Linked DNA regions of Homo sapiens: region 1 is linked to region 2. Evidence: chromatin loops called from intact Hi-C (ENCODE). Cell type or tissue: heart right ventricle. All regions are shown on one strand. Links, peaks and the distances in the headings refer to the core of each region. The heading gives the core; the rest is flanking DNA. Region 1 holds the start of LOC107987037 (a long non-coding RNA gene). Region 2 overlaps DENND1A (DENN domain containing 1A).

Evidence for each region. Peaks named below come from ENCODE experiments on the same cell type or tissue, not always from the same donor. Only the 100,000 strongest peaks of a DNase experiment are listed, where the experiment ranks them.
Region 1: a loop joins it to region 2, with 3 times the contacts of the local background. A loop is called at or near these places in 2 of 110 quality-filtered maps.

The regions. Positions count from the first base shown.
Region 1 is chr9:124,031,398-124,047,599 of GRCh38, forward strand. LOC107987037 (a long non-coding RNA gene) reads left to right here and starts at 4,251. Exons shown (of 3, transcript XR_001746580.2): 1 at 4,251-4,594. LHX2 (LIM homeobox 2) reads left to right here. Exons shown (of 5, transcript NM_004789.4): 5 at 1,023-1,904. The coding sequence ends at 1,310. RefSeq lists enhancers at 9,510-10,044, 10,045-10,577, 14,138-14,933 and silencers at 9,657-9,866, 9,907-9,966. In heart right ventricle, for the core only: a CTCF peak has its summit at 9,789 (motif pointing left); a DNase peak (open chromatin) is centred at 9,774; H3K4me3 peaks cover 1,021 bases; H3K27me3 peaks cover 6,300 bases.
Region 2 is chr9:123,417,157-123,433,358 of GRCh38, forward strand. The region is part of intron 19 of DENND1A (DENN domain containing 1A); the gene reads right to left. Among named protein-coding and RNA genes, the nearest start is that of MIR601, 23 kb to the left of the region's middle. RefSeq lists enhancers at 2,245-2,745, 2,746-3,246, 5,964-6,565, 9,387-9,436 and a silencer at 9,066-9,278. In heart right ventricle, for the core only: no CTCF peak of the experiment used is centred there; a DNase peak (open chromatin) is centred at 7,198; H3K27ac peaks cover 760 bases.

The DNA of each region.
Region 1 (16,202 bases), core at 4,899-12,898, 620 kb after region 2:
AACAAGAACTTGTGGGGTTTATTGTCTGCTGAAAGGCAACTGCCAAAAAAGGAAAAAGAAAAAAAAAAAAGGAATGTCTCAAAGAACCATTAGGAAAAGGATCAAGATTTGTCTGGTGTGTGTGTTTGGTGTGTCTGATAGAAATGCAACATGAGGCACACATTTAATTTTAAGTTTTAAATGTCCTAGTAGCCTCCTTGAAGAAATGAAGAGAGACAAGTAAAAGTAAAATTAATTTTAATAATGTATTTTGCTTAACTCAGTATAGCCAAACTATTAATCATTTCGACATGTAATCAATATAAAAATTATTGAGATATTCTACCTGCTTTTTTTTTCATATTCAGCCTTCAGATAGGTTGTGTGTTTTCACCTGCAGACTGGTTGAATTTGGGCTAATGCCATTTTAAGTGCTCAGCAGCCATACGTGGCTCGTGGCTGTGATATTCGGGAGTACAGCTCAGCTCTGGAACCACCTATCAGAAAGAGAAGCCCAGCCGTAGCCCATTAGATAGAGTGAAATTTTTGTTTTATTTTATTAAGAGCAAAATATTGGCCAGGTGCAGTGGCTCACATCTGTAATCCCAACGCTTTAGGAGGCTGAGGCAGGAGGGATCACTTGAAGCCTGGAGTTTGAGACCAGCCTGGTCAACATTGCAAGACCCCGTCTCTACAAAAAATAACTTAAAAAGTTAGCGGGGCCGGTGGTGCTCACCTATCTATAGCCCCAGCTACCCAGGAGGCTGAGGCGGGAGGATCGCTTGATCCCAGGAGTTAGAAGCTGCAGTGAGTCGAGATTGTGTCACTGCACTTCAGCCTGGGGGACCAAGCCAGACCCTGTCTGCAAACAAAAACAAAAACAAAAAAACCAAAAAAGCAAAATATTGCCAACCTGACTTTTTGGATCCTCTTGGCAAAACACAGATCAGCGTCCCCAGAGGCAGCAGAGCTCTGAGTGAAGCAGTCGGGGGGATGCTCTGCCTGCCTTCCGCTCACCAGCCCTTCCCTGTCGTCCCCCGCAGGTCTGGTTCCAGAACGCCCGAGCCAAGTTCAGGCGCAACCTCTTACGGCAGGAAAACACGGGCGTGGACAAGTCGACAGACGCGGCGCTGCAGACAGGGACGCCATCGGGCCCGGCCTCGGAGCTCTCCAACGCCTCGCTCAGCCCCTCCAGCACGCCCACCACCCTGACAGACTTGACTAGCCCCACCCTGCCAACTGTGACGTCCGTCTTAACTTCTGTGCCTGGCAACCTGGAGGGCCATGAGCCTCACAGCCCCTCACAAACGACTCTTACCAACCTTTTCTAATGACTCGCAACCCCTCACCCCACAATTTCTTTAAAAAAGAAATTATCTTTAGTTGAATTCCAAGTGTATTTTAAAATAGAGGCTTTGAGCAACTAACTAACCACATTTTAGGATCTCGCCTGGAAACAGAGGTAAAAAAAAGAAGTGTGCGCCCGGCTAATGCAGCGGTGTGGACCGAGGAACAACTTGGAAGATCTACCTGCAACACAACATTTGTGTCACTGTACAGTTTTGTGGACTGAGCGAGGAAAAACAACAAATAATTTAAGTTGGCTAGAGCTTCTGTATTTTCAAAGACTGCCACGTGCCTTAGGAATACTGTTTTATCTCCATACTTTGGATGACTTGTTCATTTTTCTCTCCCTCTTTTTCTCTGTATATTTATGACCAGAGCAAAAATGTAAAAAACAAAAAAAACAACAAAAAAAGTTTGTTACTTTGAATAGTCCTAAAAAGAAAAAAAGAAAAAAAAAAAAGGAAAAATCAAACCCCCTCCAACGGTCGCTTTGTTGTTTTAGAATTTTAAGGTGGAAGTCTGTTCGAATATCAGAATTTGTAAAATCTAACCAGTAATAAAACCACTTATTGAAACTACTTGGGGCTGCTGCCATTTGGTTGGGTGTGAAATTGACAGGACCTAAGAGTTTTACTGAGGCCCAGAGATCAATTCTAGGTCTTCACATATTCATCAGATATTCCTGGGGCTCCTGTCTTGTGCCAGGCTTTGGACGGATTACAGAGATGCCGAGACAAAGATCCAATTCCTGCTCTCAAGGAATCAGAATGGTGACACGGGACAGACAAAAGATATCTTAACAGGGTGTGATATGTGCTCAAGTGGAGGATATGCAACATCCCATTCATTCATTCATTCATTATTCATTCATTCATTCTTTCAAATATTTAATGAGCACACCCTGCCAGATGCTTGTGATGCAGAGGTCAGAGGCCCTTTTCTGCTCCTGGCTGGGCTGGAAAGAAGGCATGTCAGGCGATGAGGGAGGCCTCCTGAAAAACCTGCAGCTTTTCCCTACGAGGAGTGAACGCAGTTAACAAAGGGCAGCTTAAGCTCCAGTTTTCCTAATGACACAAAATTTCAAGATCGCTAGAGAGGGCAAAAGCAAATGAATTCTGTTCCTTTCCTAAAGTTTCAGGGAACCTCAGAAACCCAGAGAAAAGACACACCCAGAGAGGAGGGAGGGTTGGAGCCAGGCAGAATGAAGTTGGAATTCCTACTGTTGAGCAGGGTGAGCTGAAGGAAGTCATTTCACTTCATTGGGCGTCAGTTTCCTCAGCTATGAGCTGAAGATAATGAATGGCCCTTGCATGGCAGTTGTAGTGGGGGCAAAAGGTAAGATGTGTTGAAGAGCCCAGCAGAAGGCCTGACACAGAGTAGGGCTCGATGCATTGTAGTGAATGACAGACAGGTGATGTGAGGACTCTGTGGGTGGAGAGCAGGAATGTGTGTATCCAGGCACCCTCTGGCATTGCTGAATGCACCAAGCAGGTGTGGTGTCTGTCCCCCAGACTTCTGACACCCCTCATTTCTCACTCTGAGCCCTGCTTCGGAGTACTCTGCTACCAGTTTCATTGGATGTCAGCAGTTACCAACCCAAATGCCCCTGCAATGGCCCACCAACTTGATCATCCAGATGGAAAATCATGGCCACCTGGAGGAGGAAATAGCCAGGCAAGAGTGGGCAGAGGAACCATCCAGCCCAGGACTGGGGTCTCTCTCTCCTCCTCCCTCTGCCATCATTGTTGGGATAGGGTGGAGGGAGTGAGTGGGGCAGGAACGGGCTGAGTGTGCTTCAAGCCCAGACTCACTCACTTTCTGAAATGTTTTTTGAAAACCCCAAGCACATTGCGTGCGCGCGCGCGCACACACACACACACACACACAAACAAACAAAAAAACACTATTGTTATTGCTATAATGTCTGGCAAACAGTAGGAGCCCAATAAAATTTTTGTAAACTTTTATATTACATATACAGTGTACACAAGTCTGTAATAAACAGCCTGATTAATGTCTTTCAAATGAACACACCCATTTAACTACCACTCAAATCAAGGTATAGGACACTTTCAGCACCCAGAAGTCTCCCTTAAGGCCCCTTCCTTCAATCCCTCCCAAGATAGCTCCTATTTAAAAAAATCTGTTTTTGATCGATACATTTTTTGCTGAATGAATTCAGGAGGCTTAGCAAGATTAGCCTACTTACAGCTAGTGATGGAAGAGCCAAGCTTTGAGCCAGGTCTATGCCCTCAGATCCAAGGCTCTTACCCTCAAGCAGACACATGTTCATAGTTACCCACGCAAGCAAGAGGGTTAAGAACCTCAACTTTTCTACCTGCCCAATGGGGTCATGGAATCTGTCTCCCATTGATGACTCTGTGAGGGAATGCAATCAGAGGGCCTGGACTGCAGACAGACAGACACCATGACGCCAGTTACCCCCAGCAACTCATACGGGTGCCCACAGACACACATGCACGCATGCACGTTCTTGAGGCATTCATGGATAGATAGACCCACAGGCTAAGGTCCTCACACCCAGACAGCACCACACAACGTCACACACACACACAGATGCTCGCAGACAGACGTAAACAGGCCCAGATGCTCATCAATCCACCTAGACAGACACCCAGACCACCCCACACAGGGAGACCCGCTCATAAACCCGGGTGTGCACACATGCAGATGCTCACAGGCACCCAGACGCCCCCGCGTAGCCCGCTGTGCCCCTTGCTCAGGCACCAACAAAGCTGAGTCTGATTCCTATCTTGTCTGTCAGCACTGGCACCCAGTTGGAGAGGGCCCTGGAATGATGCCCGGGGGTCCCCCACCCCTGCATAAGAGCACGTTGAGGAGCCAGGGCTGCTGTTGGGCCAGGGGTGGGGACACCTTGGATGGGGCGTTGCTCTCCCCAGGCTCAGAGACTAAGACACACACAGACTTGGGAAGATAGGAACAGAGACAGGGACAGAGACAGAGATACAGAGGCAGAGAGAGAGAGAGAGAGAGACATAGGCAGAGAGAGAGGCAGAAAGGCAGTAGACAGGGAGAGAGAGGAAGGGAATAAAACAGCAACACAGAGAGTGATGAGGCAGAGACCCACAGGGATGGAGACAGAGACACGGGAGAGATGGTGAGACACAGAAAGATTGAGATTGAGAAGGAAGACTTGGTAAAGGGAGACCCTGGGACAGACTCAGAGGCTGAGAGAGACCAAGACTGAGAGACAGCAGAAGAAACAGAGATGGCTCCTGTGAGGCTGGTAAGGAGAGACACTGAGGGAGAGGGAGAGGTGAGCTCAAAAGCCAGACAGAGGCGGAGCACGGTGGCTCACGCCTGTAATCCCAGCGCTTTGGGAGGCCGAGGTGGGTGGATCACGAGGTCAAGAGATAGAGACCATCCTGGCCAACATGGTGAAACCCCATCTCTACTAAAAATACAAAAATTAGCTGGGCGTGGTGACATGTGCCTGTAGTCTCAGCTACTCGGGAGGCTGAGGCAGGAGAATCGCTTGAACCCAGGAGGCAGAGGTTGCAGTCAGCCGAGATCGCGCCACTGCACTCCGGCCTGGTGACAGAGCAAGAGTAGGTCTCAAAAAAAATAAATAAATAAAAGCCAGACAGGTAAATCAGCGGCAATTCAGACTGAGTGACAGCAGGTGAGGGGAGGCAGGTGCTGAGGCTGGTAGGCCAGCTCTGTCCACCATGATGGGAGGGAGGGAGACAGTACCATCGCCACAGCCACCTGCAGCTCTGGGGACCTATCCAAACCTCCCCGCATGCTGACTGCAGTGGGGATCGGGGGCCACCCAACCCTCTATGAATATGGAGAGACACCTTGTTCTTGAGACCCACACCCAGGCCTGGCATTAGGTGGTCTTCAGGGGCTGGGGTCTCCACCCTAGCCCTACCCCACCCTGCCAAGTCTCCCTTCCTCCAAGGTGGGCAGGTCTGGAGCACAGGGAAGAGACCTTCGCACTCTTCTCTGCTCTGAAAGTTTTGGCAAGATACTAAGCCACTCTGAATCTCAGTCTCATAATCTGTAAAATGGGACCAATGGTGTTCACTTGCAGGGTGCTGTGGGGATTCAGTGAAAGTCTATGTACCTGCTTTATTCATGGTGTGACTAACTCCCAGGGGGCCACAGTGATGGTGTGAGGAATTGTCTCAAAGTTGAAAGAGGAGATGGGTTGGGTTGGGCTCTTGAATGAACAGAAGGTGATCAGATGGAGAAGGGAGCCAGGGAGGATTCCTGACTGAGGAGCAGCCCAGGTCACAGGCAAGAGGATGTGCCGCAGGCTCATGAGTGGAGGGCAGTTTCCCGGGTGGGGATGTCCTGGAGAGGCTGGTGAAACTCAGCTCACAGGGGGCCTTATCTAAGGCTGGGGAACGTGATGAGGCCAGGGGCCTGGAGGTGCAGCAGGACTCCCCTGCTCTTCCTTGGGTGACAGGACCCCTCTCCTCCTTGTAGTTATGCTGGAGTCCCACGTGGCAGCACTGGCTTCCTGGAGAGCAGTGTTTGTTGCTGTGGGCTGCATGACCTGCTGGCAAGGATGGACAACTCCAGGCTACACCTGCCAGCCGCTGCCCCAGGGAGGGACATTGTGGGCTCTTTGGCTCCTGGGGACTCTGTGTGGTGTGACCTCGGCTCACTGCAACCTCCTCCTCCCAGGTTCAAGTAATTCTCCTGTCTCAGCCTCCCCAGTAGCTGGGATTACAGGCGTGTACCACCACACCTGGCTAATTTCTGTATTTTTAGTAGAGATGCAGTTCCACCATTTTGGCTGGGCTGGTCTCAAACTCCTGACCTCAAGTGATCTGCCTGCCTCGGCCTCCCAAAATGTTGGGATCACAGGCTTGAGCCACTGCACCCAGCCTGCCAGCAGGCCCTTTATACCTTCCTTTTTACTCTTTGTCCCTCCCTCTCTCCTCAACCCAGTGCTGGGCACCCGAGACTGGTGATGTGGAGATGATTTGGCCAACAGCCCTTCCCTCTGGCTCCCAGCCTCTCTGGGAGACAGGTACAATAGCCAGCTACTGTCCAGCAGGAAGGAAGCCTGGGAATTATGGGAGCCCAAGGTGGGAGAGTCTCATTCTGCAAGTGGTGAAAGTCCTGTGTAACACTCTGCAACTGGTGATGCGTTCTTACAGTTATTATCTCATTGAATCCTTGCCTCTAGGAGGCAGGGATGAGCACTTCGTTTCACACAGAAGGAAGCCAAGGAGAAGCCACTTGCCCAGGATCACACAGTTCAGGGGCCACAGAGACATTTCCATGGCAATTCAATTGAATTCAGCCAGCATGAGTCAATTCGTCCCTGGCGCCAGGCATGGTGGCTAGGGGTACCTAGGAAATTGCGATCCTTGCTAGGGGCTGGCAGATGCAGACCAGGTGCGAAGGCAGCTGGGACTAGGCATTCAAGAAGGCAAGGAGTCCAGAAGAGGCTGCCAATACAGACTGGTGGTTGGGGGTACTTTCTGAGTTGGAAGAGCAGGCAATTGACCTAGAAGTGTTTGAGTAGGGGGGAGGGACTTGGGGAGAGGGCAGAAGCACATGCTCAGGGTGTGGTATTTTTCCGCTAGTGAACAGCACCCATGTGGACAGGAGAAAGAGAATCACTGCTAATTCTTTGGAGCTGGAAGCAGCCTAGAAGAGCCTCTGGCCGGAGCTGCTCGTCAGAACCACTCCAGCGGCGTTTCCACATTCCCCTACTGGCTCGCCACCACTTCCTGGGGAGGAGCCCAGGCTGGTGTGTCTTATAAAAAACTTGTTATCATGGAAAATTTCAAACATATACAAAGTAAACAGAAGGGTACAATGAACCTCCATGTACTCCCTGCTCAGCTTCCAGTTATCAACATTCACTCAGTCTTTTTTTTTTTGAGACTTAGTCTAGCTCTGTCACCCAGGCTGGAGTGCAGTGGTGCGATCTTGGCTCACTGCAAGCTCTGCCTCCCGGGTTCAAGCGATTTTCCTGCCTCAGCCTCCCGAGTAGCTGGGGTTACAGGTGCCTGCCACCATGCCTGGCTATTTTTTTTTTGTATTTTTAGTAGAGACAGGGTTTCACTGTGTTGGCCAGGCTGGTCTCAAACTCCTGACCTTGTGATCCGCCCACCTCAGCCTCCCAAAGTCCTGGGATTACAGGCGTAAGCCACCGTGCCTGGCCAACATCCACTCACTCTTGTAACCTCTATACTCCACCCACTCCCTGGTTCCAACTTGATGATGATGATTGATGACAATGACCTGTGCATTTTTTAAAAGTCCCTCAGGGATTCGGACAGGCACATCCTTCATCTTAGGGATGATCAGGGTAAGCTCAAAGAGGGGAAGGGGCTTACATGTGGGCACCTAGCCGGGATGCAGCAGAGAGGGGGTTGTCTGGCTGAGGGACACTTAGTGAGTGCCAGGCCCTCTGCTGGGCAGTGGGGTCATGAGCGAATATGATGGTCCCTGTCTTCATGGAGCTCAGAATCTACCAAGGGAGACAAATGCCAAACAACCTCAAAAGTACTTACTGATGTTTGTGATGAGGCCTATGTGAGACCATGAGAGTGTATACACGGGCAAGGAAAAGGAGAGCTTCTTGGAGAAAATCATCAGTAAGAGACCAGCTAAGTGTATGGAAATTAACTCGCAAGTGGGAGGAGGGGAGAAAGGAGTAATAGAATGTGCAAAGGCCCTGAGGCTCAGAGGTCCACAGCACTAAAAGGTGGCCAGTGTGGCCGGAGCTCTCAGAGCAAGGGCCAAGGTGGTGGGAGGTGGGGCTGAGGACACAGCCAGGGGCTTTCCAGGCAGCATGTCTGGGCCTCAATTCCAAGAGCACCAGGAAGCTAGAAATGAAGGCAGGGGAGGAGGAGGCAGGGGGTGGATGTGAGGGGCCTCTTAAAGCTGCCAGGTAATGGGACATCTGGCTAGGTGGAGGCAGAGGGAATGGACCAGCTATGGGGGGAGGGAGAGCCAGGAGGGATCAGGATCATAACCAGGTGGATGCTGTGGCCCTTCACTGCAATGAGGAAAGTCATCAGGAAGAGGAAGGGGGAAGATGCTCGGGGATTTGTGGTTTAGATTTGCTGAGTTTTTGATGGCTTTGAGACATCCAAGTGCTGGCCTGGTCTTTCCCCTCAAGGGGCTCCCAGTCAGAAGGAGGAGGCATGAAAGGGACCTGGGACACTTACCCAGTGCTTCTCTTCTTTGAATTTCCCAGCTATCCTGAGTAAGAGTGTCCTCAAGCTGGCATTTGAGGCTTGGTCACAAGTTAGTCCCTGCCCACTTCTCTGGTGCAGGACTTGGGACCTACCTACCCATCTTTGGGCTTAAAGCCAGCCAGGTGCACCAAACTCACCAGTGCTTTGCACACTGGGTGGGCTCTCTGCCTGAGGGTCTTCTCAAAAACTCCTGCTCAAATGTCCCCTCCTCTCTGGAACCTTCTCTGCTGTCACTTCCACCCTTCTCACCATGCAGGGCTGGAGGGGGCAGGGGTGGATGTGAGGGGGCTCCTAAAGCCACCAGGTAATGGGACATCTGGCTAGGTGGAGGAAGAGGGAATAAACCAACTGTAGTTGTCTGTTCTCCCCGCATCCCTACCCCAACGCCAACAGGGCCACGTGGGGCTGGCCTGTGACTGCCCGGTTCAGTATGAATCTGTGGGTTCTTGTTTTGAAAGTATGTTATACTCTCTCTTTCCTGCTAGTGTAAGCTCCATGACTCAGCCTCTCCATCTTCATATTACTCCTGGCCCGGATGAGTCCCTCCTAAATAGTTCCTAAGTCCTGGAGAGGGTAAATGTTAGCATAAGCGTTCACTATGGTTGAGAGTCTAGTCCTTAGGGGTTCGGTGCTGGATTCTGTCCTGCCGCTTACTGCTGTGGGATCCTGGGCAAAGTACTGAACCTCTCTGAGCTTCCAGGATTTGTCGTCTGTATAACGGGGGTAGTGATGACACCTACTTCTTAGGGTTTCGTGAACGTTGAATGGTGTAACTCACGCAGCCATAGCGTTTAGCAGAGTGCCTGGCTCATCGCAGTGCTCAGTTCCTGGGAGCTGTTGCTATTTATTCAGCTCCGTCTTTCCATTCAGGCACCTCTAGCGTGCTTGCCCCTTGAAAAGAGGAGAGGGAGGGCTCCCACTCTGGGACGGCCGCAGTGGTTTTCAGAGCTTGGGGTGGGGGTGGGCTTGGGGCGGTTCCGGGCATGGGGGTGGCCGCGGGCCTGGAGCTGTAAGAGGAGGTCCCTGGGGACTGGGGAGAGGGGGGCGGAAGCCGGAGCCGAGGTCGGATCCGGCGAGGTGGGCAGAGCAGACATCCTGCGGGGGCGCCCCCAGCCCGGACCGAGGCACGGTCCCGGGGGAGCCGGCCCGGGCACCGCGGCCATCGGAGCTGGGACGCCGGGTCTGGGGCTGCAGAGCCGCCGCAGGGGCCGGACGAGGGCGCCCCCTGGCGGGGCACCGCGGCATCGCCCCGGGTCTCTCACTTCCTCAGCAGGCTGGGTGGGGTCTTCGCGGAGGAAATTCCCCTCAGGGAGGGGTGTCGGGGACTCCGGAGAGCTGTTTCGGGCTCCGGACGCTTTCCTGGGCTCCAAAACTGGGAGTGACGCTTTTGAGCCCTCACGTGTGCCGCGTACTGCATTAGGCAGATGGCAGCTCACGGCACAGGCATTGGCACGCGGTGGGTCCCCCAGGGTCCTCTTCTCCCTTAGCCTCATTCCTCGGGCTTCTGGGCAGGGGTGTTGGGCTCAAGCCTGAGAGGGTCCTCCGGTATGGAAGGGGTGAGGGTTGTGCAGCTCCAGACCGCCATCCTGGGTGCCCCCAGGGCTCACTCTCCCTGCGGGCCCCCCACTCCCAGGACTGGACCCTGTGTATGGCGTGTGATGAGTGGGGGTGGGGCTGCGGTGGGGCTGGGTGGAGGTCTGTGATGTGTGCTGCTGTCAGGGAATCTGAGTGTGGCTGTGCCGTGGTGTTAGTGTGGGAGCGTCTGTATGTGTTGAGACGTGTGTGTTTTTGTTTATTTTTAGGGGGATGTGTACAAGTATGTCCGACTGTGAGTGCGTCTGTGATCAGCGGTGTGTGTGTGTGTAATCAGATGTGTGTGTACTCAGATGTGTGTGTCTGTGTTCAGAGGTTTGTGTGAGTCCGTGTGATGACTGTTCAGGTGTACACAGCTGTTCAGGGTGGCTTCTGCTCGTGTGATGCAGGTTGGGGTGTGTGTTGGGGCTGAGGGGTGAGCTGAGCCTGCCTGAGGAGGGAGCGAAAGCCCTAATCAATTTCCACCTAACAGAAGGGTGGCGGCCCCCCTGTCCTGTCTGCTTCCCTCAGCCCCATCAGGACCAATATTTTCCTTTCCTGTCTCCCCTGACCCCCACCTGCACCAAAGGCCAGCTCTTTATGCCTCATTTTAGAGACAAGAAAGCCAGGCTGAAGTGCTGGGGCACTGGCCCAGGAACACTCGGCCAGAAAGCAGTGGAGCCAGGGTCTTGGCTGGAATCCCAACTCCAGCCTAATTCTTGCTTCTCCCAGGAGGGCCCTGTGCACCCTTCGCCCAGCCCGAGGCTGGGGTGAGGACGACTTTCTGGGCTGGGCTGTGTGGGGAGCAGGACACAAAAGGCCCAGTGTCTGCCCCTGCCTCCCCCTCCTGGCCCTGCCCTGCTCCAGGAGCCGGGTGGGTGTCCAATGCCAGACTGGGCAAAGAGGGGCATGTGATACTCATGCTCACGAGGGCACCCAGCCCCAGCACTGGACCCACCTGCCCCCCGCGCCGTTCCATGGGCTGGCTCGGGTTGGGTGTGATGAGGAAACAAAGCTCTGGCTGCATTTTAGGATCCTGGCGCCAGCTCTCAAAGCGCTCCAGCTTGCCCTGCTCTGGGAAGGGATTGATGAGTAATTAAGATCATGATGATATCAACACAACATATTAAAAGAAACAGAATGATTGCTACTGTTTGCTGAGGCCTGACTATGTGCTGTTGCTAAGTTCTGGGGGGGCAGTGATGCAGGCTGGTGAGGACCTTGGACCTCACCAGAGCCAGGATTATTTCCCAGCAATGTTGTCCAGCTGTGTTACCTCGGGCAAGTTGCTTAAAGTCTCTGCTTCAATTTCCCCACTGTAAAATGACAGGAGGTGAACATATATATATATATATATACACACACACACACACACACACATATACTTTAAAACCCATCCTGCCATTGAATACGTGCAGCAAGTATTTGCCCTTATTTTTGCGATCTTTTTGGCTCCCTGTGGTGACCTAGGAGGTAGGTATTGTTATTCCCACTCTACAGACAAGAAAACTGAGGCTGAGCCATTTGCTATAGGTCACAAAACAAGGGGTGTCTGGGCTGGATTCTGATGCCAGGTCCTGTATCCCAGGCTGTATTCTCCCACTGACATTGATAGGTTAGGTCATTGCTGATAGTGTTAACCCTCTAAGAGTCCAGAAAGTGCTTCCATGTGCATTGACTTTGACTCTTTGACTCTCATCAGTCTTTTTTTTTTTTTTTTTTTTGAGGTGGAGTTTCTCTCTTGTTGCCCAGGCTGGAGTGCAGTGGCTCAATCTCGGCTCACCCCAACCTCTGCCTCCCAGGTTCAAGTGATTCTCCTGCCTCAGCCTCCCGAGTAGCTGGGATTACAGGCATGTGCCCCCACGCCCGGCTAATTTTTGTATTTTTAGCAAAGACGGGTTTCTCCGTGTTGGTCAGGCTGGTCTCGAGCTCCCAACCTCAGGTGATCTGCCCACCTCAGCCTCCCAAAGTGCTGGGATTACAGGCGTGAGCCACTGCGCCCGGCAACTCTCATCAGAGTCTTAAGATGAGTATTTAATATTAGCATCTCCCTTGGATGAATGGGGAAAATTGAGGCCCAGAAAGAGACAGTGCTTTTTCCAAGGTTACACAGCAAGTAAATGGCAGAGTCAGCATTCTAGGTCTCTCTATTAATAAACAGCATGATTGTAGGCAATTATGGTTTGGGGGTATGCCTCCTGTGCTACTGTGTGTCGGGCTGCTTGCTAACGCTGTGCCCACATGATCCTTTGCTTGCTAACGCTGTGCCCACATGATCCTTTGTGATTCTTTTTTTTTTTTTTTTTTTTTTTTGGAGATAGAGTCTCACTCTGTTGCCCAGGCTGGATTGCAGTGGTGTGATCTTGGCTCACTGCAACCTCCATCTCCCTACTTCAGGCGATTCTCCTGCCTCAGACTCCCGAGTAGCTGGGACTACAGGCGCCCCCCACCATGATGCCCGGCTAATTTTTTTTTTTTTGTATTTTCACTAGAGACGGGGTTTCACCGTGTTAGCCAGGATGGTCTCTATCTCCTGACCTCATGATCCGCCCGCCTCGGCCTCCCAAAGTGCTGGAATTACAGGCGTGAGCCACCGTGCCCGGCCGATCCTTTGTGATTCTTATAACATCCTCTAGTCATTCCAAATTCTACTGGGTTTCTTCACTGGTCCTGGCTCTGTGTATACATGTATCTCCACCCCTCTGAACTTGGACCCCCAGAGGACCGGACCAAAATGTGATTTATCATGGAGTGCCCAGGGCCAGCACTGGGCCTGGCACAAAGTAGGTGCCCAGGCTGGCAGGGAATACATGGTTCCACAGGCAAGAGAGGTTATCAAGAGAAGTGGGTTGATGGGAGGCTGGGTGTGGTGGCTCACACCTGCAATCCCAGAGTTTTAGGAGGTCAAGGCAGGAGGATCTTCGAGGCTACAGGGAGCTGTGATTACACCACCGCACTCTAGCCTGGTGGCAGATTGAGGCCCTGTCTCTAAAAAGGAAAAAGAAGAAAAGAGGGGGTTGATGGGAACTGGTGAGGGAATATAACTGGACCACTGGACCAGTGGACTCAGGATGGGAGGTCATGAGGCCACCCTGAAAGACACATGTCTGTGCTGAGACAGAAAGGGCAGGTGGCTGTGACATATTTACATTCCACGGTGACGTGGTCCTGTGGGATATTTTGTGCCAGACACGAGTTATGATTTTAAGGGTGTAGTATTTATCTCTTTTAATCCTCGAAATGTCTCACTTAATTCTCAAAACTTGAGGTTGGTACTTAATTCTCAAAACTTGAGGTTGGTACAAGTATTAGTCTCCTTTTACAGATAAAGAGATTTAGGTATAAGGTGGAGGTTATGCAACTGGCAGAGTTGGGATTTGAACCCCGGCCCTCCGCCTCCCTCCAGGCAAAGATGGATGTGGGTGGGGGTGAGACACACCCTCACTTGTCCACTTTCATTCGTCCCACAGTTCTGTGAAGGTCTGCCTTAGCTCTCCTTTTCTTTTTTCTTTTTTTCTTTTTTTTGAAACAGTCTCACTTTGTCTCCCAGGCTGGAGGGCAGAGGCGCGATCTCGGCTCACTACAGCCTCCGCCTCCCGGATTCAAGCGATCCTCCCACCTCAGCCTCCTGAGTAGCTAGCTTTCCTCAATTTTAAATGAGGAAAGCAGGCTCCGTATATAGAGGAGTTCTCCCCTAATTTTCTCTCAGCACAGGCCCAGTCCGCCGTTCCTTCCTGGTTCCCATCCCTCCCTCACCGCCGCCCGTGAGCAGGGCCGGGCACGCAGCAGGCATTCATGGAGTGCTGCTGATGGATGCCTGGACCGGGTCCCCTGGGCTCTGAGCCCGGGGCGGGGGTGGGGCCAGAGCCGGGCCCCGGAGGGGTTGGGAGGGCGCGGAGGGGAGGGGCGCAGGGGGTGCGGGTTGGGGGTGCGCAGGCGGTGCGGCTGGGGCTGGCAGGAGAAGGGTTAAGAACAAGCACTCATTAACTGCCTCCCGCTTGCTGGGCCCACGTGCAGGGTGGCCTGGGCTTAGGGTGCGGGGAGCCTTTGGGTGGCCCCCTGAGAGCTGGTCTTCCAACACATGGGACCCCCGGAGTTCAGCCCGAGCCCCCGGGGAGCTGTCGGGACGGGTCCTCTCTGGGGTGAGCCAGCGTCTGGGGCCCGCGGCTCCCCGCGAGCAGGCCGGGAAACGCCTGTTGCTGCTTTTGTTTTTCCATCAACAACCGGGCTTACGTAAACTCCTCGCCGGCTCTGGGCTGCCAGCGCGGGGGAGGCGGCCTTATCTGATAGGGGCTGTGCCAGGGCCGGGGTTCCCTGCGTGTCCCGGCACAGGCCCCGCGGAGAGAGCCCGCGCGGTGGGCGGGGGGCGGGGAATGGCACCCCCGGGGGGGCGTCTGTCCTCCCAGTCCCAGAGGGGACAGCTGGGTCCTCTCCCTGCAAGACATAACCAGGGGCAGTGGTCCTCAACCTCCGACCTGCAGGGGTCCGGCAGGAAAAGGACCCTCTTCACCCGCGCGCACAGAGAGGGGTAAGGGGCCTGTAGTGACGCTGGGGTGGCCTCGTCACCAGGGTCACCTGGCTTCCAACCCCAGCTTTATGCTAGGCTGGTGGTGCTCGGAGTACAATGTGCTTGGAAAAATGGGTCCAGGAATCAGGGGAGGAGGGAGGAGGGGGAGACGGCGGAAACTTTTTGTTTTGAATTTTTTTCAAAATTCCAGAAATGCGCGATAGTACAATGAACTCGTACGTGCCCTTCCTAGATTCACCAAGTGTCAACCTTCTGACACTTTTGCACGCTTGCTGTCTCTCCCCATCCCCTCCCCATGTATATCCTTGAGGTGGACAATATTTTTATCCCCATTTTACAGGTGGGGAAACTAAGGTTTAGATAGCGGAGATAACTTGTCCAAGAAAGTATCGAAGCTGGCATTTAATCTCAGATCTCAGATGAAAACTTTTACTCTTTTGCTTGGTGATTTTTCTGAGTTATATACATTTCCTTCTCCCTCTCTCTTTTTTTTTCTGAGCGGTTACCACATACACATAGCATGTGTAAAATATGCAGTTTCCCTAGCCCGACATCCTAGTTCCTTACTTAAAAGCAGGCTCTGTTACCTGTTTCTTGCCCATCTTTCCAGAGACATTCTATGCCTGTGAAGACATGTTCATAAAACATATTTTACAAAATGGTATTTGTGTGTGTGTGTGTGTGTGTGTGTGTGTGTGTGTTTTGTTGTTGTTGTTTTGAGACAGAGTCTCTCACTGTACTCCCAGGCTGGCGTACAGTGACACGATCATGGCTCCCTGCAGCCTCCACCTTCCAGGATCCAAGCGATCCTCCCACCTCAGCCTCCCTAGTAGCTGGGACCAGAAAGTGCACCACCATGCCTGGCTAATTTTTCTATTTTTTGTAGAAATGGGGTTTCGCCATACTTGTCAGGCTGGTCTTGAACTCCTTGGCTCAAGCAATCCTCCTGCCTCAGCCTCACAAAGTGCTGAGATTACAAGTGTGAGCCACTGTAGCCAACCTTACAAAATGATATTGCATTGGACACATTTTTCTGCACTTTGCTTCCTGCTCCCTGCCCCTTAACTATCATGTAACAGAGACTTCTCCATACTGGAAATATAAAATGCTCCCTTCTTTTAAACCAGTGCATAGTGTTCCACTGAACAGATGTTCCAGAATTGATTTCACCATCCCCTATGGACAGGAAATTAGGCCGTTTCCCATCTATTGTTATTATAAGCAAAACTGCAACACATATCCACACTCATACATCAATTTGCATGTGCGCGAGTGTATTTGTATGGTAAATTCCTAGAAGTGGAAATGCTGGGTTAAAGGGTATGCGGATTTTGAATTTACTTAGATATTGCCAAATCGCTCTTCAGGGAGGTTGCACCAATCTGCCCTCCCACTCACAATGAATGAGAATGTCTGTTTCCCACACTCTTGCCAACACAGCGTGTTATCGAACCTTTTTATCTTTGTCAATCTGTTAGATATAAAATAATATCTCGTAGCTGTAATCTCATTTCTCCTACTACAAGAGAGGTTGACCATGTTTTCATATGACTAAGAATCAT
Region 2 (16,202 bases), core at 2,891-10,890:
ACAGTTACAGCCGCACGAGGTTCTGGTTTGATATCCTGAAGATGAAATGGGACCACTCCATCTTCCATCTCCCCATGGTACCCACAGGTCTTTCCAGAAAAGTCCTATGGACGTGAGGACCCTGGTTTTCCAAAGCTGTGTGCTATCAGCAAGGTTCTGTTGAAGGACACTGGATTTTAATAATAATCTCTTCTATTTATATGATGTGTTTTCCTTTCAAAGCATTTTAACTTCTGTTCTTTCTTTTGAACCTCACAGTCCCTGGTGAGGCAAGTTAGAGAAGGATTATTTCCCTGTTACAGAGACAGGAAACAGGAGGCCCAGAGAGGTTAAGGGACTAGTATGAGGTCACACAGCTAGTAGCGAAAACTAAAACAAGCAGGTATTCTTAGCCCATTGTGCTATCCTTGTCAACTAAAATTTCCAAAGTCACCTGGAATCCTTTCTGACACGGTTCTTCTAATCCTTGTCCCTTCTGAAGTTAGAATCTGTTGTTAGAGATCTGTGCCTCAGAGAAAAGGCTGATGAGAGAGTAACTGTCACCTTCTCCTTCTTTCCTTATTTGAGCATCTTTTTGTGGTGCTTTCCAAAGGAGGCACCTGATTCATTTGTCCATTCATTCAACAAACAGTGCGTGGCATCCCAGGCACAGGGGCACATGTCTCACCAAGACTCTGGTAGAGGGCGCTGTCATGCATGGGGTACACAGGAAGGTCTCTGCCATAGATTGGGGGGGGGGCAGTGGTAGGGAGTGCAGGGACAGGGGACCCACAGTGGTCCAATCAGACAAGAGTGAGGCTGAATATGAGGACAGGGCAGGCCAGGACCTGGGAGGGGCTGGGGGAGGTCAGATAAAAAGAGGGCCTTGAATGTCAGGCTGAGAATTTGCGGATTTTCTTCTGAGCTCAGTGGGAGGGATATAATCAGAGACACAATAAGAGGAACCTTGACGTCCTTGGTATAGAAAATGCATTGGAGGAGGATGGGGTATGCTCCTAGGAACAGACACTCCCCTCCAATCACAGGAGCCTGCCCAGGCCTCCATATTGCCAACCCACCGGCCCTGGCCACACCACTGCTGGGAGATGTGAACACAAGAGAGGGTAAGACCGAAGGCATGATTGACACAGAAGTCCCTGAGAAGAGGGGACCTCTTTGGCCTTTGTTGGTCTCTGCCTGGCCCTCGGCATCTCTATCTGTCAGCTGTGTGGGCCAGGTGAGTATGCTCATTGGATATGAAACCGGCATTTATGAGGACAGCATCTGATTTGCAGTTCATTTGTTGATGCAGCAAAACACATTGTTTCCAAAAGGTCAGGAGGGGAAGGCGCGTTGGAATAGCAACTTAATTACCTGGGTGGCATGGATGAGTGGGCACCCCGCACAGGGCTGCAGGGTGGAAAACGCTCGACGGCCAGGTGGTGACTTGGGGGCAGAGAGCGCAGTGTGTAGGGGAGGAGAGGTGGTGTCCCTGCTGCCTGGGAGCCAGCCTGCCTGTGCTGTGGGCAGAGCCAAGGCACTTTCTGCTGCCGGTGCTTCCAGGGCCTAAGCAGCCGCTGCACACTCACCAGCGCAAGGCTCCTCTGCAGGGAACGAGGGCTGCTACCCATTTCACAGATGAGGGCAAGCAAGGACTTGCCCAGGGTTGCCCAGAGCAAGTGCGTAACAGGCCCTGAGAAGAGGGCCAGTGAGCTCATCCTGAGTTAATTATGGGCTGGGGCAGGGGTGCTATGATGTTTGTGCATGGGGCAGAGGGCAGACAGCTGTTTAGGGATGGACCCGTGGATTCACTCAGTCCCCAGTGAAGGGGACATCTGGGACCATCCCTTCAATATCCTTGTGCCGTCAGAATGAGCATCTGCACTTCACTGCTGGGACAGCAGGGCCACACAGAAGGTGAAATGTCAAAGTTGGCAGGAGACAGGCCAGACCCCAACCGAGGAGCGGTATAGGTGAGAAAATAGAATAGTACAGATGCTGGAGGCCACAGGGACCAACCAGGTTCACTAAAGGCTGAGGACTGTGCATGCAAAGATTGGGGTGGCTGGTGAGGGGAGGCCAAGAAGGTGGGGTGTGCCTGATGGCAGCTGGCGCATGACAGAGCTAGCCTCTGAAGCTGGCCCCAAAGGGGGTCTCAGATCCTCTGTGTGCATTGTGTACTCTGAATTGTCCCTTCCCTGCCAGGTGCCTACCTGCCTCAAATGGAGGAGGCCTGGCCCCAGAGGGGGAAGCTGGATAGGCCCTGCCATTTCTCAGTTTGTCCCAGGCACATGCCCCAGTCAAATACGTGGCCAGGAATGGAGATGGGGAAGAGAGCAAATTCACAATTAAACTCTGTCGCTGTTTAATGAGGAGAGTGTTCACCTGGTTAATTTTTCCTGGCTAGTAGCCACATCAATGCTCTGACCTATGCATGAAACAGACCCGGTTGGGAGGGAAGACAAAGCCTTCTGTAGTTTTACAAAGGGCCTCTGCGCCGAGAGCAAGGCTCCTCTACACTTTGGGACTGGAAATCTGCTATTATGCAAGGCATGGAAATAAAAGAGGGCTGCTTTTGATATGCCTCCAAAAAGGAGTGCATTGAAGCGATATTTTTGTGGAGTGTCTCCTTTGAGATGCCCAAGAAGCTCTCTTGCAGGCACAGCTCTCACCTAGCCCCCAGCGCCCATCGCTGTCTCCGATCCTCTCTGTCCGCCCTGGATGAGGGCTGTGCTGCTTGCGGGGGAGGATCAAATACTTGCCTCCACTTCAGAGCTTCAGCCAGGGCAGCTGGAGAAGACCAGGCCCTGGTGTCACGTAGCGTACAGCATGCTCCTTGCCTGAGCCACTCAGCGGGGCACCCAGAGGAAATGTGGGGATCCTGAGGCCTGAAGCATTTGCAGAGATAACAAGCTGTCACTCTAGAGGGATATTCCTTGCAAGATGCTGTACAGGAAGGACTTCCACGTCACGCTGAGGAAGAGGTTTCCACTTGCTGAGAGTCCACTCACACAGGGCAACAAGGACCTGTTTCTTCAGGGAAAGGAAGGGAGGCTGGGAGGGGCCAGGTATTACTCAGGATATCCCAGTGGTCCTGGCGACTCTGAGACAGAGGCTCTATTATGATTGCCGCTCTGTAGACAGGGAAAGGGAAGCCCCTTGCCCAAAGGCACAGCACATAGGTAGGACGCAGAGAGGTCGGGCTGGGCTTCACTCTGAACGGCAGACTCCACAGTGAGGTTTCTGGGTGCCCCACAACTTGCCCTCCAGAGGCGCCACCTGCGAGGGGGATGAGGGGGTGCTCAGGATCGAAGGGGGTCCGGGAAGAAAAGCCGCAGCACCTGCCGCGGGGTCTCACAGAGATGATCTCCGGAGAGAGCGCGCTCAGGATTCAGGGGCTCGCCAGTCCTGTCAACGACTCTCTCCGGCTGGGTCCGGGCACTCTCTTTGCCGTGAGTGAGTGCTGAGCTGAAAGACATCTCAGACTGGTCCTGAAGAGCAGTGCATTCTTCCCCGATGTTGACAGGAGTAGTATTTTGTAGTGGTGCTGGTTAATTTGTAGTGGCATTTGTGGTTTGAAGCCTTGTCAAGATCCCTGATTACTTCCCGTGCAAAGAGCTCGGCTGACGGGGAAGTTCACATGCTGAACAAAAGCAGCGAGGCAGCTGTGAGGGAAGGCTGCGTGGGGGCCGGGTGACCCTAGCCGCTTGGGGGACAGAGGCGGGGGAGGGAGGAGGGCCAGCAGTGGGGCAGGGGGAGGGGAGCCCTTTGTTTTTAGTCGGGTGCAGGTGCACAGTCTGAATAGGTGGCATCCCATTGGTGGCCGGAGGTCGGGCACCAGATGCGGCTGGTGCCTGGGCAGGGGCAGGGACCTCGCTGACGTATGCCATTCTTTGCCCAGACAGAAGCAGGAGGCAGGCGCCTTGCTGCTGGGATGCATCTAGGATGCTGTCGAGGGTGCCTGGGTGACATTCCCAGGAGGAGGGGGACACGAGGTGAGGTTAGAGGGGCTTCCAGATGTTGGGGGAAATGATCTCCTCTCTGGGGCTACTATTTTCTGACACTTGCTAGGTACCAGGCCCCGTGCTAGGAGATCTACATGCGAGGTCTCTATTCATCTCAGCAACCCTCCAAGAATGTGAAAGATGAAGAAACCGAGGCCATGTCACTCAGTGACTTGCCCAGGCCCGGCCTGACAGCTAACGGGTGGCAGAGCCAGGATCCAAGCCCAAGTACGCCTGACTCCAAAGAAGCCCACGCTGCTCCCAGGAGACCCGACATACCAACAGCAGAAGAAGATGTTAAAACGTATCTCCTCGGGTCCGCTCCTCTCTCTCCCCAGAAAGTCCTCCCTCTGACATCCTTTGAGACTTTTGTCCTGCTAAGTCTGTTCTGACCACACAGAAAGGTTTGTCTTTGCAGCCGCCTGCATTTCACCAGGCCCGTGTCCCTACTCAGTGAGAATTTGCTCAGTACATTTAAGGACCAGGGCCAGCTCAGCAAAACCAGGCTCATTTATCATCTCTGGAATGATGTCCACCCTAACAGGATGCAACTAGGAAATGAGAAGAATTCTCCTCATTTTGCAGAGGTCCAGAGAGGAGTGCATAGCACCCTCTATCTAGAAAGGGAGTCCAGGACTCCTTGGCCAGGCCACCACGAGCCTCCAACTGCTTTCCCTGCCACTGGCAGCCCAGGAGAGTTGCTCACATCCCTGTCCCCAGCATGCCATTCAAGACCTGGCCCTGCCCCCGATAAACCCCACCACAAGAAGCCCCTTCTTTCCAGCCAGCCCCCTCACGGGCCATGGCCCTTCACAACACACATGCTGGTCCTATAAGCCCTTCCCTCACTCACCCACCTGATGGATCCCTGCATCCCTCACGACTCTGTTCCCTTCCCCCAGAAGTTCTCTCTCTATTCCTGGCCCACAAAAGTCGGGCACTCCTACCTCTGTCCTTCCCCTAAGAAGGTGAGTCCTTGAGGGTTCACATCTGGCTCCTGGCACAAGGCCTGGCACGCGGTCAAGTTAAAGTAAATGGCTGCCCAAGAGTGGGGAACTAGCATCAAATTATCAGTGAAGCCATCACCCAGCATCTGAATAATGCCAGACCCGCCAGTCATTGTCCCCATGATTTGAGTTACTTTGTCTGCAAGACTGGCAACATTCCTGGCATGCTTCTGATCAGGAAAAACCCTCTACCTACAGGTTTCCTAGCCTAACAGGTTGAGCCCCAGGGCCATCCCCCAAAGCAATAGACTTTTTGAGTGGAATGCAAACGTGGAAGCAATGGGAAGCTTAGATATGAAATATCCCAAAATTTCCCTAGTGTGTCTGTTAAAGAAAGATAGTCAGGTTCACCAGACAGAAGGTTTTTTTTTTTTTTCCTTCCCTCAGAACAAATGGACGGAGAACCTGGTTTTAAAATTCCTGGACCTTGGAATACATTTCTATCTGTGTCAAAGTCTACCCATCCACCGCCTCAGCAGAGTTTAAAATCCTAGCTAATAGGTTAACAACTGTTTTTCTTCAGCTTCAAATGAAGAATATCAGAAGGCTGGGGGAATATGCGGCTCTCCAATTTGTACGGACTGCACACAGCTCCCTGCAATGTGTGTTTGACAGGACTGACATTTTGTACTGCTGTGAGATGGGAAAACGTGTGACATTTTTATTCATGGTGGCGTACGCCCTTGTAATGATCAGCTCTGGTCGATGTGCTTACCGCAGCAGCCCCTGAGCCCTCGGAGAACAAACAGGAACCCAAGGTGCCAGCAGTTCGACTGCCTTATTAAACACCGCCAGGATCCTAACGAAGACCAACTGCTGGAAAATCTCACTGTCAAATCCTCAAGGACATTGTCAGCGCACAGCTAACTGCATATATTTTTCATTTAAAATACTGAAATCCAGCATTGTGCCATTACAACCAAGGGGAGGGGCGCCCACTCCAGCGGCCATTCTGTCAGCTGCTTCTTCCAAGCTCCAGATGCTAGAGCCGGATGCCCGGTGGGGTTCAGAGCTCAAAATGGGGCGGCAGAGACGGGACACTGACTTCCCGAAAGCTCAGCCCTGCCTTCAGGGTGAATGGCTGAAAGTTACAGGGCTCCGGTAAGAGTCCCCTGGAAAGGCAACTCACCGGCCCCTTTTGCAAGCCAAAGTGAATCTGCATAATTAGGAAATCTCTCCCTCCCCCAGCCAGCCCTCTTCCTGTAGGTACAACCCATTACGTCCTGCAACTCGGCGCTCATCAGCCTTCTGCTTGGCGGTAGACCTTAAGACATCTGCAGGAACACATGGCTGTGGTAGGTTTCACACCTTGGCAGAGAAGCTGTGTGTCAGGGTGCCCACCTGCAATCTCACCACTTGCCTCAATGCAAAGGCCTCAAGGTCAGCGTGCAGGAGGACCCCCTCCCTTCGGCGGTCATTTCTAATGCTGGTGCACACTGATGGATGGAAGCTGATCACTTGGCAGGCCCTCAAAGCTTTCCGTGGTTGTTAAACTAGGTGCTTTGGTTATGGCTGCACACGCTCATGTATGGGATATATTTATTTTGTAAATATGCATTATTTATACAGTACTTCTATTTCCATACTCCAGCCCTGATGCACCAAGATACACGCTACTGTTTATTTATGGGGTCCTTGGCATAACAGGCCTAACAAGAGGCCCGTGTGTGGTTCTTGCAAGTTTGCAACAAACTGTAAGTGGTTGGCTAAACAACTGGATGTTCTCCATCCATCACAGGTACAGGCCTGCATTTTAAGGGGCTACCCGTAAAGTTGGTTTAGCATAATACTGTACATCATCCTTGGTGGAAATGGCCTGGGGGCTGAAGAGCTGGCAACCTGGAGGGAAGGAGCCATAACATTCCACACCCTAGGCTGGGGAGAGGGGGTGGAGTAAGTTACGGGTATCCTGGTGCTTACAGCACTCTGGGAGAGTATAAAAAGGAAGGTGGTTGGTAGACAGCCCTGGGGAAAATGCAGGGACAGTGAGGGTTGGGGGAGCTGTACCCTCTTTCCTCCAAGCAGGCTATTCTGCCCCTGAGCAGAAACTTCTAGTCTGGGTTGCTGAGGGAGGGTGTCCATCAATCCTGCACACCCCAAGGGACATCCCTTCCTCACGGACTGTACTTCAAGCCTCACTGGGGCATGCTGGCTGGATGAAGAGGAACACAGCCTGTGTCCAGCCCTGTGCTATTCTATGATCAGCTTCAACAGTTCCCACGCAGGACATCCGGCTGCCCGCCAAGTTGTGTCCTTTGGGTCTCCTAAATGTCTCTAGGATGATTTTCTCATCTTTACCCCCAGAAGCAGTGTCCTAGATTAGGCTCCCACCAGCCCTGGCCTGAGCAATGTCCGTGGGATCATCAGTGGTCTCTCTGCCTCAACTACTTCCATCCCCTTCCACAGTGGCCCAGCATACATATTCCCAGCTGCTATTTCTCTGAATACAACCCTCGTTGGCTCCTAGGCACCTATGGGATAAAATTCAAGCTCCCCCACCTGGGGTGGGGAGAGCCCAGGTTCCAGCATCAGATAGGCCTGGATTTTAATTCTTGCTCTGCCACTTACTGTGTGACCTTGGTCAAGGTGCTTAACCTCTCTGAGCATCAGCTATCTGGGGATCATCATAACTGCATCAGTCTTAGAGGGCTGTTGAGAACATTAAGTGAGACGAAGTTTGTGAAGGGGCTTGGCTGAGACACAGGAGGTCTACATTGTAATGAAAACCCCTAGGTCCACCTAACCCCTTTTTACTCTCCATCTCTTGGTTAGTCCTTGCCATCCCTTCCTCTGGGCACAGCCAGGTTAATAATTTCCTTAGCCCGCAGGCACTACCTGGCTCTGCCAGGGCTAGGGACTGATGGTGGATGTGCGACAAGCAGCCTCTGGCACAGCACTCCTGTGACCATGGGGCGGGGACTCCCTGCACAGCCACAGATACAGAGCTGACTCTCTAAGGTGATCTCGCATGTGGTATATAATTTATTTTCAATATTTTATGTTTTATTTCCCCTTCCCTGCTGTGATAAACTCCCCACCTCTGGCACAGAGAATTCTAATCTGAGAAAATGTCTCCTCTGGTCTCGCTGAATCAGATTTCCTGCTCTTGTCCTGTTGGGCTCAATATCTCCCCGGCAGGGAGCTGGATTCTGAGCAGCTCCGACACAGACCTTTAAAGAAATGCCGTTTGTAGGCTCTGGCCAGTCCTTTGGCAGAGAAGCCCCGCTGTCACACCGCTGAAGGTGGAGCCTTGGGGGACTCAGGATCCTGTCTCTCACAACCTGGCGCCGCGTGCGGGGATTCTAAAGCGCGTGCAGGCGCCGCAGAACAAGTCACTGCCTTTTGCTGGATTTCTCTTGCTCTGCTGAACCGACTGACTACTCAAGGGCACAAGGAGTGAGTGGACCTGGCCTCGCCTCTTCCCCACGTCACTGCCTTTCCTGCCCGCACTCATTCACCACTTGGTCATTCCCCAAACTCTCATGGGCAGCTCGTCTGTGCCAGGCCCTGTGAGGGTGCCAAGGATACAGAGAAGGCCAATTCTGTCCTTTTCTGTGGGACAGGGTATAAATGCATCCCCAGCAAGCCAGCATAGGGACAGTGCCGGCTCAGAGCAGCAAGGGAATGACTGGGCTTGGAGAAGTCGGTGGAGGTGGGGGCTTGTCAAGGGAAGGCGATGCCTGAGCAGGGCCTTGAAGGGTTGGGAGGATTTTCTGTTCAGGTGGAACAGAAGAGGAAAATCATTCCTGGCAGCAGAGATGGTAGGGGCTGATTCATCCCTGGGTCCCCCAGTGCAGATGCCCATGAAGAGCTGGTGAACAAATAAATACGAGGCGCTAGGGACTAGAGAAGAAGGGACTCTGCCCAGGGCAGGGGCACTTCACAGAGTCCTGGAGGGTGGGCAGGAACTGCCAGGAGTGGAGGATGGCAGGGAGCTCCAGACTAGAAGGCCTAGCTGTGGTCAGGGTGGGCTTGGTAGGGGTGGTGGTGATTTCTGGCAGGGAGGGTCCTGGAGGCTGGGTACGTCCTCTTGACCATGCAGGCAAACCAGTGGTCAGGGAGACAATCCTGGAGAGGTGCCACATTCGGGAGGCTGCAGGCCCTGCCTATCTCAACGTGTGCTGATGCTTTCTGATACCCATTGTGCCTCACAGACCAGTCGAGGAGAGAGACACAGGACCCCAGGGATATGAGGAATGTATGGGTACAGAGGGGCTGACACCTTGGTGGAACTGGGGTACAGCTGGTTTGGGAAGTCTGACTAAGACATTCTAGTAGCTGAAGCTTGTGAAACAGGAATGAGCTAGAAACAGAAACCTGGAGCTCCCAGAACAAAGGTGGTGCTAGAAACCACAGGTAGAGCTCCTCGTGGCTGCTAAGGGAGTAGAGTTAGAGGCAGAATGGAGCCAGGGAGGAGCTCCATCTAAGGGAAGGGAGGACCAAACACAGGTCCTAGGTGCAAAGCCCAGCTCAGACCTCCCTCTCTGGCTGGACTCTACAGGGCAATCAGTCAGCCATTCTGCAGCCAGCCTAGTTTCTGTTCCTCTTTGTGTATTTTAGTTGAGCTTTTCTGGAGACCATAACTTGCACCAAAGAAATTATTTAAAAGGTGAGAAATGTCCATTGCAACTGGCTGTGGAAAGCAAGTGGGGACGCCTGGACCAGGGGCAGATACTTAACATGAAATCAGTTGCCACCTCATCGCAGAACAGCCTGGAACAGCCACTGTGTTTAGTTTCTCTGGTTTGGAACCCTCCCCATGCATCTCAGACACAGCCTGAAGAAGATGCACACTCCCATCTTAGAAAGACAAGCTCTCTGCCTAGTCCTTGAAGCAGATAAAAAGCAAGGGTGTTAACAAAACATTCCATCTATTTCACAGTGATCTCTAGCAAGCTGGCCGTGAGGAGCTGATGGGCACCTCATGAGAATGCTGGTGGGGAGACCACCCTGAGGACCAAACTTGTTGGGGTTTAGAACAAACAAAAAGGGCACTTAGAGATGCCCTATGGCATGATCACACAAGCACAAATCTGGGCCTTTCAAAACTACCAGATGGATTCTGTCCATCAGGATTACGTTGAACCACTCACCACGAGAATGTTAGACCCCTGAAGTCAGGAACCGTGTCATTGCCATCTCTGTTTTCACAGATGTGGCACAGAGTAGGCATCAGTGATGATTTGCTGAACGAATGACCTAGGTTCTTAGCTTCTACCCTTCTCCTCTCCTAGCCCCGGGACTGCAGTGGACTTTGTCACACTTGAGTCTCCAGAAGCTATCGCAGGCAACGGCAGACAGCTGTGCCCATCTCTACACCCTGCCTCCTACCTCCCTGGTCTGCCATGCGCTAACCTGCCATTTCTCTTCTGTCCCTCCTCTATCTGGTGCCCTGGTTAATGTCTGACCTTGACTCTCAGCCCTGCATGCTCTCTCGGTTTTAGGATCCCCACAGGTCTGGTATGAACCGTTCTCTGCTGTGAGACAAGTGGACAAAGAGCTGAGACAGTGTCTCCTGTTTGGCTTCTGTGCACATTGTCAACTTGATCTTCTCTCCCTTCTTTTGATAATGGCCCCAATTTCCCTTTCAGGAATGACCCCTTAGGTATATGCTTCAGGTGGGGCCCTACCTGCAGCACACAAAAAACCCTTGGCCTCAATAATTGGTTCCGATGGGCATATAATCAGTCAGTCCAGCGAGTCAATGCCGTGCCTTGCGTGGGAGTTACTAGGAAGTGACAGTCACTTTCCTGTTGGTCTTGCACCTGGAAGGATTGCAGGCATCTTGCCACCAGGAGGGGAAAGCCTGCCTGAGAATGGCCGTAGCAGAAGAGGCAAGGCCAATAAATGAGGCAAAATAAAAAAATGGGGTCTAGGTTGGGCGCAGTGGCTCACGCCTGTAATCCCAACACTTTGGGAGGCTGAGGCAGGTAGATCGCTTGAGCTCAGGAGTTCGAGACCAGCCTGGGCAACATGATGAAACCCTGTCTCTACAAAAAATACAAAAATTAAACAAGCCAAAACGAATCCAGCAGCACATCAAAAACTTATCCACCATGATCAAGTTGGCTTCATCCCCAGGAAGCAAGGGTGGTTCAACATACACAAATCAATAAATGTAATTCATCACATAAACAGAACTAAAGACAAAAACCACATGATTATCTCAATAGATGCAGAAAAGGGCTTTGATGAAGTTCAACATTCCTTCATGTTAAAAACTCCCAATAAACTAGGTATTGAAAAAATATACCTCAAAATAGTAAGAGCCATATATGACAAACCCACAGCCAATATCATACTGAATGGGCAAACACTGGTAACATTCCCCTTGAAAACCAGCACAAGACAGGGATGCCCTCTCTCACCACTCCTATTCAACACAGTATTGGAAGTTCTGGCCAGGGCAATCAGGCAAGAGAAAGAAATAAAGGGCATTCAAATAGAAAGACAGGAAGTCAAATTATCTTTATTTGCAGATGACATGATCCTATATATAGAAAACCCCATCGTCTCAGCCCAAAAGCTTCTTAAGCTGATAAGCAACTTCAGCAAAGTCTCAGGATACAAAATCAATGTGCAAAAATAGCTAGCATTCCTATACACAAAGCAGAGAGCCAAATCATGAATGAACTCCCATTCACAATTGCTACAAAAGAATAAAATATATAGGAAGACAGCTATCAAGGGAAGTGAAGGACCTCTTCAAGGAGAACCACAAACCACTGCTCAAGGAAATAAGAGAGGACACAAGCACATGGAAAAACACTCATGCTCATGGATAGAAAGAATCAATATCATGAAAATGGCCATACTACCCAAAGTACTTTATAGATTCAATGCTAATCCCATTAAACTACCATTGACATTCTTCACAGCATTAGAAAAAACTATTTTAAAATTCATATAGAACCAAAAAAGAGCCCGAATAGCCAAGACAATCATAAGCAAAAGGACAAAGCTGGAGGCATCATGCTACTTGACTTCAAACTATACTACAAGGCTACAGTAACCAAAACAGCATGGTACTTGTACAAAAACAGATATAGACCAATGGAACAGAATATAACCTCAGAAATAAAACTGCACACCTACAACCATCTGATCTTCAACAAACAAGCAATAGGGGCCAGGTGCAGTGGCTTGTGCCTGTAATCCCAGCACTTTTGGAGGCCGGGGAGGGTGGACCAGTTGAGGCTGGGAGTTCAAGACCAGCCTGGCTAACATGGTGAAACCCCATCTCTACTAAAAAATACAAAAATTAGCTGAGTATGGTGGCACACACCTATAATCCGATACTTGGGAGGCTGAGGTATGAGAATCGCTTGAACCTGGGATGTGGAGGTTGCAGTGAGCCGAGATTGCATCACTGCCCCCCAGCCTGGGTGACACAGCAAGGCTCTGTCTCAAAAAAACAAACAAACAAAAACCCAAAAAGCAATGGGGAAAGGATTCCCTATTTAACAAATGGTGCTGGGAGAAGTGGCTAGCGATATGCAGAAAATTGAAAGTAGACCCCTTCCTTACACTACATATACAAAAATTAACCCAAGATGGATTAAAGACCTAATTGTATAATGCAAAACTACAAAAATCCTAGAAGAAAATCTGGGCAATACCATTCAGGACATAGGTATGGGCAAAAATTTCATGACGAAAATGCCAAAAGCAATGTGCAACAAAAGCAAAAATTGACAAATGGGATCTAATTAAATTAAAGAGCTTCTGCACAGCAAAATAAATTATCATCAGAGTGAACAGACAACCTACAGAATGGGAGAAAATTTTTGCAATCGATCCATTGACAAAGGCCTAATATCCAGAGTCTACAAGGGACTTGAACAAATTTACAAGAAAAAAAAATTCCATTAAAAAGTGAGCAAAGGACATGGACACTTCTCAAAAGAAGACATTCACGTGGCCAATGAACATATGAAAAAAAGCTCAACATCAGTAGTCATTAGAGAAATGCAAGTCAAAACCACAATGAGATACCATCTCACACCAGTCAGAATAGCGATTATTAAAAAGTCAAGAAACAACAGATGCTGGAGAGGTTGTAGAGAAAAAGGAACACTTTTATATGGTTGGTGGGAGTGTAAATTAGTTCAACCATTGTGGAAGACAGTGTGGTGATTCCATAAAGATCTAAAGCATAAATACCATTTGACCCAGCAATCCATTACTGGTTATATGCCCAAAGGAATATCAATTATTCTACTATAAAGATACATGCACATGTCACTGTAGCACTATTCACAATAGCAAAGACATGGAGTCAACCCAAATGCTCATCAATGATAGACTGAAAAAAGAAAATGTACACCATGGAATACTATGCAGCCATAAAAAGAAATGAGGTCATGTCCTTCGCAGGGACATGGATGGAGTTGGAAACCATTATCCTCAGCAAACTAGTGCAGGAATACAAAACCAAACACCGCACATTCTCACTTACAAGTGGGAGCTGAATGATGAGAACACATGGACACACTGGGGGAATAACACATACTGGAGCCTGTCAGTGGTGGGTGGGGAGGCGAGCCAGAGCATCAGGAAGAATAGCTAAGGGATGCTGGGCTTAATACCTAGGTGATGGGTTCATCTGTGCAGCAAACCACCATGGCACATGTTTACCTATGTAACAAGCCCGCACATCCTGCATGTGTACCCTGGAACTTAAAGTAAATATTGAAGAAGAAAAAATTAGCCAGGTGCGGTGGTGTGCACCTATATAGTCCCAGCAACTTGGGGGCTGAGGCAGGAGGATGGCTTGAGCCTGGAAGGTTGAGGCTGCGGTGAGCCGAGATCATGCCACTGCACTCTAGCCTGGGTGACAGAGTGAGGCCCTGTCTCAAGCAAAACAAAAGCAAAAAACAAAAACCAAAAAACTGGGGTCTGATGAACATGACTGGATACCAAGCCATACCTGAAGCTAGCATAAGCCAACAATTTCTCTTTTGGATTTTATGTCTCATGTACCCTAACTAAATGTAGACACTGCTAAATGTATTAGGTTGATGCCAAAGTAATTGTGGGTATGGGGTTGGACTGCCCTCTGGTACCTCCAGTGCTAGCTCCCACACATGCTCAGTTTTTACCCTGCATTCTACTCTCTCACACACACCAGAAAATCATCCAACATGCCTTTGGGGTCTAGGGCTAAGTTTGAGCCTACACCAGGTACAGGATACCAGCTTACTTGTCTTGGTTCCAACTGAGGCCCAGAAACATTAAGGAGGGCCTAAGATCTGTAAGAATACCAGAACAGTCTCACTTGTGGTCCACCCTCCTGGGATCCTGAGCCACCTGCCCAGGTGGCTGCACTGGCCCTCTCACTACAACCCAGGAAACTGCCATGTTCTCAGCACAGAGTTGGGCAAGAACCCAAGCTTTAGAATAAACAATGTAGCTTTGAATCCTGTTGCTTCTGACTTGTGTAATCTTGACTAAGGCCCATTCTCTGTGAGCCTGTCTCCTCCTCTCCAAGAGAGGATACCACCTGAGCCCCTTACAGGTTGGCTGGAGGGATTCAGTAGGCTAACCTACTGGAATGGCCTAGCATGCTCCCTGGAGCTGGAACAGAGACCCATTCCCTCCAGGTCTCAGTGTGGAGCTTGGTGGGCAGTGAGCAATTCATCTCCATGCCCCTCCCACACTACTCTTAGGCCATCCCAACACCTAGCACATACGGGATGCTTAAATTGACCTTATAGTGCTCAAGTCCTAGAAGGAGGGATGGTCTGGACGGTCTGGAGGGGTGGACTAAGCTTGGTCCCTAGCCCTTCTGCAGCCAACATGAACTTGGGCTGAACAGAGGTGGTACAGCTTAGAGAGCAAACTACTGTTTTGCACCTGGATTTTCACTCAGCTGCTGACATTTCTCAGTTCTTCCATGGTACATCAGGAGCCCTGGCCTCACCGTGGAGCTCTCTGGCCTTCTCCAGCTCTCTATAACGAGAGGAATACCACCCGAGGAGGACACGCTGAATGCCTAATCACATAGCTCCCGAATGTTCAACTCAATCGTTATGAATGTCCAGAATCTGATTTCTCTTTTTTGATTGGCAAGTTTTTCCTCCCGAAATCAAATATGTCTGCTCAAAGGAGCAAACCCCAGCCTTGTTAACCTTTCATCAGAAAGCTGTCTCTGGGCTAGCCTGGGCTCTGAAAAGGTGAGTGCACGTGGAAAGACAGGCCTAGCCAGCCACCCTCATCAGGGAGACCTGAGAAATGCACCACCAATTAGGGGCCACGCTGCTCTTGGTCATGGCAGCGAATGAGTCCAAACAACTCTGGACAGCCACCCCATGGGGACCGAAGGGAGGGCACTGTCACGGTCACCCTACAGTGGGCACAGAGGCCGGATCAGAGCAGGAGGAGCTGGAGGGAGCGGAGTGGGGAGATCACCACCGTACCTCTGCTCACTCACACAAAGACATGGATGAGAGGGGAAGAAACGGGGGCAACGGAAAAGGAGAAATATGCTTTGGAAACAACAGGGGTTGAAAGAGAGGTGTGCAGGGTATACCGCCTCATGGACTGTGGGCGCGTGACTGGGATGGGCAGAAAAAATGACTGGATTGTAGACCGCAATGCCCACCACTAGGTACCTTCTGCCCCAACCTGCCCCATAGCCCCTTCTTTCCACATGTTTGACTCAGGCTTGGGCAGCATTATCCACTCTTGCTGGTACCAGCTCCTGGCCTGCTCCCTCTGCCTGGTGGCACTGGGCCTCCTCTGGGCTTGGGTTTTGCCTTTCCCACCCAGAGGTGTAGGGACACAGGTCAGTTGCCATGTGTGCATGCATAGGGCCGCCCCTGAGGGACTGCGCGCTCTGAGAGCCTCGGTGAAGGCCAAGCACTGGGAAGACAGGGTTGGGTAGGAGGCAGTGTCAGCAAATGATTGACAGCCAGCTCCACTCTTGCACATTGGGGAAAGAGACTGATATTTACCAGGGGCCTGTGTGCCAGCGCTGAGCTCGGTACTTAAAGGCAATATCTCATTTAATCCTTATAGCAACCTATGACGTGGACCCCTCTAGAGATGTGGAAACGGAATTTCACTGAGGCTAAGTAACTTACTGAAGGTCACCAGCTAGTGAGTGGCACAGCTGAAACTTAAGTCCAGAACTGCCCGATTCTAAAACCTGTGCTTCATCCACTCTAACTCATTGTCTCCAGGAACTGATCCACATTTGCCTTTCAGCAGG